Regions from separate parts of the Mus musculus genome. Here region 1 is linked to region 2. A link is a loop called in an ENCODE intact Hi-C map of the cell type or tissue named here. Cell type or tissue: left cerebral cortex. All regions are shown on one strand.

Region 1 (5,000 bases), 180 kb after region 2:
TAAGGATCTTCACATAACAACAAGCTCCACACACAGCCTATAGAAACTATAGGTCACAAGACTCTGATTTGCTGAGAAGGCGGAGTATGATGTAGCAGCAGGACTCGAGCTTATTCTGGTCCTGCTGAGTGAGTGTGGACGTGTGGCTCTGAATGGCAGACACTGCGTGCGTGTCCTGTTTTCTGTACCTTCTACAGCCAGAGAAGAAGGTTAAGAATCAAGAAATGAATACAACAAATGAGGCAAAAATCTTGTTCCTTCCAGCCCGTTTTCCTACCTTCCATTTTAGTCTTTGCACACACATCCTGCCTCCACACCACTAGGTCCTTAGAAATAAAATTCTAGGTAAAGTCTGCTGTCAGAAAAGTTGAGAGGTCACAATTTAAAAATCATAGCTGGGACACCAGAAGCCTTTTATCCCCGGTGCCAAGGGTTGGATGTTCACTTGCACACCTACAAGAGCCCAGAGGTCAGCATCCCAGACCTGCTTACCTGGTGTCTTTTAGGTCCTATGGCTGCCATCCAAATGCCCATGCTGACATCTTCACCCTACTCAGGAGCAAATGCCAACTTCTTAATGTTTTTGTAACAAAAAGTGATATGTAGAGTTAGCCAACCCAGATGTGTAACGATGAGCCAGAGATGGGAGACAGGAAGCACACAGCAATCAAGCCCTTTCCTCACATACCTTACATCAACACACTGGGCATACATACTTGGTCCCTGACTCTATAACCAAGCCAGGAGAAAGAAAGCACTTCTTTATGAACAGAAATGTTTACATTCCTCCACAGAATACATTTCCAAACAAAGATTAAAAACAGTGAAAGCAGGCTCAAAGAAAATATTAGAATAGTTATCATGGCTAGAGTCTGAGAAGTGTCAGGTAAATGTCCCTGATCTTTAGGGAGTAACTCCTACAGAGAAAGGACAGCCATGGTAAGCTGGCTCTGCTTCAGGGACATCTCAGGACACTGGACTGTATGAGTGACCTTGTTACCTGATAGGTCTTTAACCTTCTGGAGTTGCCTGCCAGCCAGTCAACGATATCCTTGGAGATCACATACCCTGACCCACATGCAAAGGCAGGGTAAGCCGGGCTCGGGTATTCCAGCTCCTGCCATTTTCCGGTTCTGTCCACTGCCCAATTCAACCTGAAACTGAGACGTTACAATGGTGGCTTCTCTGTAATGGCTGGCCATATCCTTCTACTAGCTGCCTTCCATCACTACCAAGGAGATGAAGCAGGAAAAAGATTCTTGCTGCCTAAGGAAAGGAATTATTTACCCAATGGTAGTTTATACAGATTAGATAAGCTCTCAGTTTCTGAATGGAAACTAAGAGAAGCCCACCCTGTGTTTCAGGACATACTTAACTGAAACCAAACCCACCAAATCATCAACCCGGCACTGGTCCTGAGCAGCAGAGGCAATGGCTGAGGAAATGTGTCAGACATGATTCTAACCGAAACCAAACCAAACTAAGCAAAGAGGATACAACAGTTGCAGGAGACCGTGTGCTTCTAAAACAAAAGCCACATCTTTGACTCCTGGTTAATAAACCTGAGATTTTTCAATAAAATAAACAAAATTCCCTCAGATTACAGTGATAACATATTAACCCAGAAGAGTATAATCAATAATTTTCTTAACTTTATCTATGTAAAAGTAACTTCCATATTTCATTCTAAATTAATCACACTTAATCAGGTATTGGCGGTCCATGTTTCACTTACTTTCCCCACCAAAAATTAGGCCCATCTAGATTCTTCTGAGCAATTCTATTAAACACAGCTTCTAAGTCTATATAACAGTCGTCATCTGTCTTGAGCAGCAAATCGAAGCTGGTGGATTCCACAGTCCTGTTGACAGAAAAAGAAATATGCAAGTCCGTGCAGCTATGGAAGGGCACAACACTACACCTGTACAGCTGTGCACCTTCAGTGTCTTACCCTACACACAGAACACCATTACTGTGGCCATCGACTGCACTTGGTCCTCACTTCATCAACTGGAATCACAGAAGAATGAACAGAAAAGTCTGACTGAAGTAGAATATGCATTTTTTTTTGTTTGTTTGTTTGTTTGTTTGTTTCGTAACAGGGTTTCTCTGGCTGTCCTGGAACTCACTTTGTAGACCAGGCTGGCCTCGAACTCAGAAATCTGCCTGCCTCTGCCTCCCAAGTGCTGGGATTAAAGGCGTGCGCCACCACGGCCACCTTAGAATATGCATGCTAACAAGGGCTTCCCAGTCATTCTCCACATCAGCTACCAGGCCTACCTGTCACCTGTACCCTGCCCCACGTGTGCCTGGTTACAAAGCTCATCATGGGACAGGTATCAGACCTGAAACTCTCACTTAGAACACTGAATGTGATGTGTTATGAAACGGGCCAGGTGTGGTGGGAAGCAGATCCGAGAGCTCTGAATTCTAGGTTAGTCAAAATACTAAGTGAGACAGACGGTCGCAAAGCTTCTTTGTAAAAAAAAAAAAAACTGAATATATTATGGGTTAAAACATGATTTATAAGGTGCAAACATATTTGTCTTTGGAACCAATTTCCAGCATTTCAATTATTATAAACAACCAACCCTCTGTAAGAACTTCATTTCTCTAGTTTTCTTGATGACATCAAACAAGGCAAAACTAGGTTCCCTGACTGTCAGTCCCTGCACAACACATCTGTTTGTAAGTACATATTTGTAAGGGGATCAGCCAACTATATAGACCAAGCTGGCCTCAAACTTATAAAATCCACCTGCCTCTGCCTCTGTAGAAATGAGAATAAAAGTGCACACCACCAAACTTAGTCGTTTATTTTTAACAGTATAACAGAAACGTAGTATTTGCCAATCAGAAATACGCTTTTGTTTTCAAAGATGCTTAGATCACTGGTGGGTGACTCTGCTGAGTAAATAAGGTCAAATAATTAAACACTGATTTAAAACGTGGCTGGTGCCACTAGTGCCCTCCTACACTAGTCCTCTTTTGTGTCCCCAGGGTTTCCTACACAAAGCATGCTGAAAAACAGATGGTAAGTGGTAATGTGGGCTATGAGGAGGCAGATCTAAAAACAGCTCTGCTGAGGTTTGACAACAGTAAAGAGAAGGGAGGCAAAAAACAATGGGAGAGGTAGGTAAGGAGCAGGAGGAGGAAAACTGAAGGTTCCCTGGGAAAGATCTCTGTTAGAAATGCTAGTGCCCCCCCTCACCCCAATCTTAAGTCCTGACTTCCCATTCCTCAAACTCCTCACAGTGGCATCTACACTGGGAATTCTGAGTGCTGGGATTTTAGATGCACCACAACCACCTGCTCGGGATAGGCTCCTATTGCTGTCTAAATACAGTCCTGGTATTTCAGACTCAACTGCCTTCTACCAAAATAATAACTAGTCCCAGTTAGATAATGTTACCTTCAGCAAACTAACCGGACCATCTACAGAGTATGACTCCAAGAAAACATATCCCTTGTACACGTGCCCTTGTGAACTTCCCACCCAAGAAGGGAAGTGAAGAAAGAGATATGATAGTCTTTCCAATAAATAAGGTTTCCAAAGATAAGGAAAAAAATGTGAAATCCTAGTCACACATACTCCAGGGAGTTAGTACTTCAGCCATGTGAGAGAGAAAGCTGTTCCTCGGAAAGTCAGCACAGCCACAAGCAACTACCAACTATGATTGGTAAAATAACATTATTGTCACAGACATAGAATACAGCCAAGCTAGGAGAACTACTGGAGGCTCCAGGAAGTTAGGAGAGTTCATCTCACTGAGCAACTACTAGAGTTTGTAAAACAGACAAGGAGGGTTGTCTTTCAGAGCCTTGCCCTGTGAAAGCTAGCCTTCATGTTCTAGGAGCCTTCTGCCTCAGCTCCTGTGCAGCTGGACAAAACTCATGTGCCCACTCGCTGCATCTATCCAAATGCAAGGGATCCGGAAGCCCATGGAGTAGAGACTGGAAATGGAAGGTGGATATTTAATTGAGAAGAATTCAGACTAGTAACTTAGTGTGAACATAATTAGGGAATTGGGGTAGATAAGTAGGAATAAAACTAAAAAGGGACCATTTCCAGACTGGAAATGGAAGGTGGATATTTAATTGAGAAGAATTCAGACTAGTAACTTAGTGTGAACATAATTAGGGAATTGGGGTAGATAGGTAGGAATAAAACTAAAAAGGGACCATTTCCAGACTCAGTGAATTCATCCAGTGCTAGGCTGAGACACCTGAAGTATGTAGGAATGAATCCAAGGGAATTAATTTTGATTTGTTCGTTTTGATCCCTTAATACCATTCACACTGTGGATCTGTTTATCTAAATAAGAAAGACACAGCATGTTCAAAGATGTCTTCCAAAGGAGCCAGGTGCTGGAGAGTTGGCTCAGCAGTTAGAACTATCCTGGTACTCAAGTAGGGCAGCTTACAACTGTATGTAACCCTAGTTCCAGAGGATCTAATGCCTTCTTTTGGCGGCCCAAGGCACTCATGCTTACATAACAGACATTTACATTTGAATAATTAAAACATAGAAATAAAAACATAAAGTTTTTATTTTATGAAGTAGAATCTATATCTTATAAAATATTTTTTAAAACCTTAAAATTAATTTTTTTAAAGATCCAGGATGTAACAGACTGCATTTCAGGTGATAAGTCTTTTAAATTTTGAAATCTCAGTGGCTTGATGATGTTTCATAAACCTACCCCACATATGTACAACCTACCATCTATAGAAGTTCAGTAATTTTGCAGGAACATTCCGGTAAGTATCCACAACATCCACGAAGACAATGTCGTCATGGACACTGCTTTCCTCCTGCAGTAAGGCATCTTCCACCTGCAGATCCTGTATGTGATCTGCAAGTCTCTGGGGCCGAGAATAAAGGCTTCTTAATAGTGCATCACCTTCTGAAAAGGAAAAACTGACTATTGAAGAGAAATACTACTGCACACTCAGAACCCAGAACTTGAAAATGTTACCAGAATTCCTTCCCCAAGAAA
Region 2 (5,000 bases):
ACATCAAAGAGAGTCAAACTGACTGTCCCATGGTCACTACCGAATGAACCAAACCCTCCTAAACCCTCTAGGTTCACTACTCCTCCACTCAAACCAATCATGCACAGTAAATACTGAAAAATTATAATCTTTTCTACACATTTGTTTTGCGTTTAAGCAATGGGTAGGAATTTTCCCCTCTAAACCTACCAAGATAGCATGCTATAGTTAAGTAACACTCTGATAGAAAGCCTCCTATTGCTATTTAGAGAATGCAAATAACCCTGGGGCAGGGAGGCGCTGCTCAGAAAATGCTAGAAAAACATTCATCTGCCCTAAGTTTTCTGTGCCCTAAAAAGCTTCTTTCATATAGTTACAAACATTGAAGGGTCAACAGAGCTATGATGACGTCTCAATTCAATGTTCAAAGTTCAGGATTTTGCAAGGTGCAAAATACTACTGACTACATTAAACTATTAAAAAAAAAAAGAGTACTTTTTTCCTTTAAAAAAAAAGCTAGGAAAAAAACATTAGAGGCGGCTGGAGAGAAGAAGTCTTGTAGGTTAAGAGCACTGTGCCTTCCAGAGGTCCTTAGTTCAATTCCCAGCAACTACATGGTGGCTAACAATCATCTATAATGAGATCTGTGACCTCCTCTGGCCTACAGGTACACATGCAGGTAGAATGCTATATACATGATAAATAAACAAGACTTAAAAAAATTAGAAAGTAATTCAGTCATTCTCTGTTTCAAAGCTATACCCATAAAAGAATGACTATTTGTCATTTGTTTATTTATCTGCCTGCAGTACTGGAGATTAAAAACTATAGACTTGCATATCCTAAGCTATGACTCCAGTCTTTAATAACAAACACAAAATCCTGAAAATAAGGTTTAAGATTAAAATGTCTTCATTATTACAAGCATTTATAGTGAAGTAACAATGGTCCCAAATCAAGAACTAAATTAACAAGCTGTGATGAATCAGGCCTTGAGAGGCTAACGGAAGAGTTTCAGGAGCTTCAGGCCAGCCTGGCTACAGATGTGAATTACAGACAGTCTGGGTTACAAAGAGCGACCCAATCTCAAAAAGCAACCACCCTCCTGGAGGGAAAAATTTAATTATACAAGTCATCATTTGATTAAACATGTTTTCACGTTATGACAAACAGAAGTCCTACAAGCATCTAAAGCAACCCTCAGGCGAGTGTTTCACAGGCCAGTATGAAACTGCTGACTCAGCTCCACATTGTAGCACACCAAGACTCCTCCTGGCTAAACCTGATGGTGGCCATAAAAGAGATAATGAGTTATAGGATGCATTCTGGACACATATCAGTGTCTCTATAAGTGTCCCACTGATTGAACCATTCACAACATCAGCAGTCTAACACATTAGTAAATGAAAACTAAACCCACATGCCATATATGTGTTTTAAGGCTCAAATGTATAATACCTGAGAAAGCTGCAAACCAAGTATTGCTTTTCCTTTGGTACTTAGCCTGATACAGTAGTATACACTTAGCATTACAGTACATTTTTGCCTATCACAGCAGCATCAAAACACTGCATTATGCTTAAGAAAGCCATTTAGGGACAAAGGATCCCTGAGTGGTAGAGTACCAGCTCCCCAGTCTAACATTTCCTAGAGATATCACAGTTTTATAAGAATGAATAGGATTCTAGATGTACCTAGAGTTTCAGATACCTGAGAGGAGGAGAATCATTTGAGCCTAGGAATTCAAGGCCACCCTGGGCAACACAGCAAAATCCTGTCACAAGGGGCCAGAAAGATGGCTCAGCAAGTAAAAATACTTGCCATGCAGACTGAAAACTTTGAGTTCCACCTCTAGAACCCAGTAAATGTGGAATGAGAGAAATAGCTCCAAATTGTTGTCCTTTAACTTTTACATGCACACTGTGGCATGCACATCCCGCAAACATACTCCTCGCGAATAATAAATAAATTTAAAAGTAGAACCAAACTCAAGCCAGCAATGATGTCAAAGCCCTCCATGCGTATGTGAAAGAGGTTAAGCAGCAGTAACATCCTTATCAGACGGCAATGGGAAGACCAACTAAGTGAAAGGTACTCAGACCTACAACAAAAGCTGCAGTGCACTCTGCTTAGGCTACATGAAATTAAGACTTATAGATACTATTACTAATATATGCTAAAAAGAGACAAAAATACACTCATTTTAAAGATAATGGAAGTGGATATTTGGTGCAGACAGAAAACAGGAAATTGAGTTCCAGTTCAAATATCTTTTCTTTGTTTTGCTTCATTCTGTGTAGCCCTGGTTGTCTGGGAACCTGCTCTGAATATCAGTTTTGCACTGAGACACTGTTTCAATGTAGTGTGGACTAGCCAGAATTTGCTATGTAGCCGAGACTGACCTTGATTCCTGACCTTCCTGCTTTTCACTCTGGTGTAGAGATTATTGAGAATTCAAATATCTTCTAACACTACAAAAAGCCCAATGTTTTTAAAAAGAAGTGGCAAAAATGAGAAAAATTTCAACTAAGAAATAGAAAAGCAGGAGCTGGTGAGATGGCTCAGCGGTTAAGAGTCCCAATTGGTCCTGAGTTCAAATCCCACCAACCACATGGTGGCTCACAACCACCTGTAACAAAATCTGATGTCCTCTTCTGGAGTGTCTGAAGACAGCTACAGTGTACTTACATATAAATAAATAAATAAATAAATAAATAAATATTAAAAAAAAGAAATAGAAAAGCAAAATATTTTTAATTTTTTTCCCACTGAGATACCTTATTAGATAGAACATTTATTCATCCCTCAAAATACAACTTTAAAGGATACTAGAATTGCTGGATATTGTGATGCATGTCTTTAATCTCAACACAAGGGGGAGGCAAAGGTGGGTAGATCTCTGTTGAGTTTAAGGTCACTCTGGTCTACAAATTGAGTTTCAGGCAAGCTAAGCGCTACATAGTGAAACCCTGTATCAAAAACAAAAAATACCTGAATGTTGGAGCTGAACACATTAAAGAACACCTATAATCTATCACCTAGGAGGCCAAAACAGGAAAATAAAGAGCTCTGAGCTAGTATGGATACAGAGAGAGACTCTGTCTCAGAAAACACCAACATTAACAAATAAGAATAAAAGAATATACTGCAAGTGTATAACAGCCTTATCCTCTTGACTATCATGATTCTCCCTGTACAGGAGGGCTCCCCCGAGTTATTTATTGTTTTAAGAATCAATAGGAGGGAACTGGAAGATAGCTCAGCAAATAAGAGGTACATAGACAGAGTCCAAGGGCATCTGCATTCACATACATACACACAGACACATGAAAAGAGTGAAGAAAAAAATAGGCTAAAAAAAAAAAAAAAATCACATAGGATACCAACCATTCAAAATAATTAGGAAATGGGAGCAACCTAATTATCCATTAACAGGTGAATGGATGATGAAAATGTGACATACATTTTTTATATATATATATATATATATATATATATATATATATGTGTGTGTGTGTGTGTGTGTGTGTGTAATGAAATTTTATCAAGCTATAAATAAAAATAAAATCATTACACATGCTGGAAAATGGATAACCAGAAATCATTATGGTAAATGAAATAAGAGCGGTTCAGAAAAACAAAACAAAACAAAAAACAACTTCGTGGTTTCTCAAATATGCAGACTCTAGACTTTAAGTTTTAGATAGATGTATGTAGAGTTGTGAGTGTAGATCATGAAACTGGAATGGTAATCATGAGCATATATCTTAATGGGGAGCAACATGAGAAAGAGAAGGAAGAGACAGGATAAGGGGGAGAATGGAAGAGTAATACCAGTAAGAACAAAGTATGGGTGAAAATGTCATAGTGACTTTAGAAGAGAATCACAATACAAGGAATCAAGGATATGCATTCGAATATGGATCTCCACTGAGCAGAGAACACTAGGATTACAACAGCAACTCTATGTAACAGTTGTTCAGATGAACCCTGTCAAATTACTGTATTCCTGTTCATCAGTCAGCATGCTTCATGATGTTGAGGTTCAAGCACAGTCTTATGGCTATATGAAAGCAGAGAGACTGACTGGATGGCTCACACACCCATCTGCCTTTACCTTTACTAAAAAGTACCAAGGAACAACAATGGCCTCTTCATTGCAAGAAAAGACAGGACAGAAGCGAAGAGGACTTTTGTTGTCTTGTGTTTTTCCTATTCAAGAACATATTTAAAAAGTTAAAACAAATAGTAAACAAATTAGGCCTGATTGTTTTAATTAAGCAGTATAGTTCAGGGGTTAAACACTTTGTCAGTATAAGCAAGGCTCTAGAATTGAGCCTTAGTACTACCAAAAAAGGAAGAAAAAGAAGGACTGGTTAGCCTCAGCTTTCCAATTCCATTATTAGTAATTATATAATAATTTTGTACATAGAACCTTGATAAGCATCTGATATACATCTAAACTGCTAGGCAAATACAAATGCCTAATCTGAGAAGACACATACTAAAAGTACTTAATATAAAAGATTCACATGTCTTGTGGCCTGAAAAAAATGGTCAAAATTATATAGAAAAGCGTATTTATTCAATACATATCAATGCATTCAGCATAAAGTTACAATGTAGCACTTATCTGCAAGGAGCATACAATTTAACCTAGAAGACAATGCAAAATAGTAATTGCACGGTAATGATACGAACCTTTTGAAAGAAGACGTCATGTCGGATGTGACCTTTTTAATATGTTGACAATACTGACACATTGCAAAAGGAAACCATTCAGAGACAGCTGACTACTTGCTCTCACCAGAGAAAACTACAAGCTCTGAAAAGCTTTCTGACTTTTGTTTGGCTGTGTTGGCAAATCATTTGGTGATAATAAAGCAGCAGACCGTTGGTCTATAAAATGGTTATTATGCCCACTTCGACAGATCTTCTGAAACCCAGCTTTCAAAAAAATACTTTATGCACATAGTAATATATACCCAGCCATACCTTTAGCTAAAAAAAAAAAAAAAAAA

Evidence for each region. Hi-C counts contacts between places; a loop is a spot of excess contacts. Peaks named below come from ENCODE experiments on the same cell type or tissue, not always from the same donor. Only the 100,000 strongest peaks of a DNase experiment are listed, where the experiment ranks them.
Region 1: a loop joins it to region 2, with 2.5 times the contacts of the local background. A loop is called at or near these places in 8 of 42 quality-filtered maps.

What each region holds. Positions count from the first base shown.
Region 1 is chr13:13,991,276-13,996,275 of GRCm38, reverse strand. B3galnt2 (UDP-GalNAc:betaGlcNAc beta 1,3-galactosaminyltransferase, polypeptide 2) reads right to left here. Exons shown (of 12, transcript NM_178640.3): 8 at 4,724-4,907; 9 at 1,736-1,861; 10 at 1,001-1,160; 11 at 493-549. Among named protein-coding and RNA genes, the nearest start is that of B3galnt2, 39 kb to the right of the region's middle. In left cerebral cortex, no CTCF peak of the experiment used is centred here; a DNase peak (open chromatin) is centred at 3,050; H3K27ac peaks cover 1,670 bases.
Region 2 is chr13:14,176,090-14,181,089 of GRCm38, reverse strand. The region is part of intron 17 of Arid4b (AT rich interactive domain 4B (RBP1-like)); the gene reads right to left. Among named protein-coding and RNA genes, the nearest start is that of Gm26129, 91 kb to the right of the region's middle. In left cerebral cortex, a CTCF peak has its summit at 2,858 (motif pointing right); no DNase peak of the experiment used is centred here.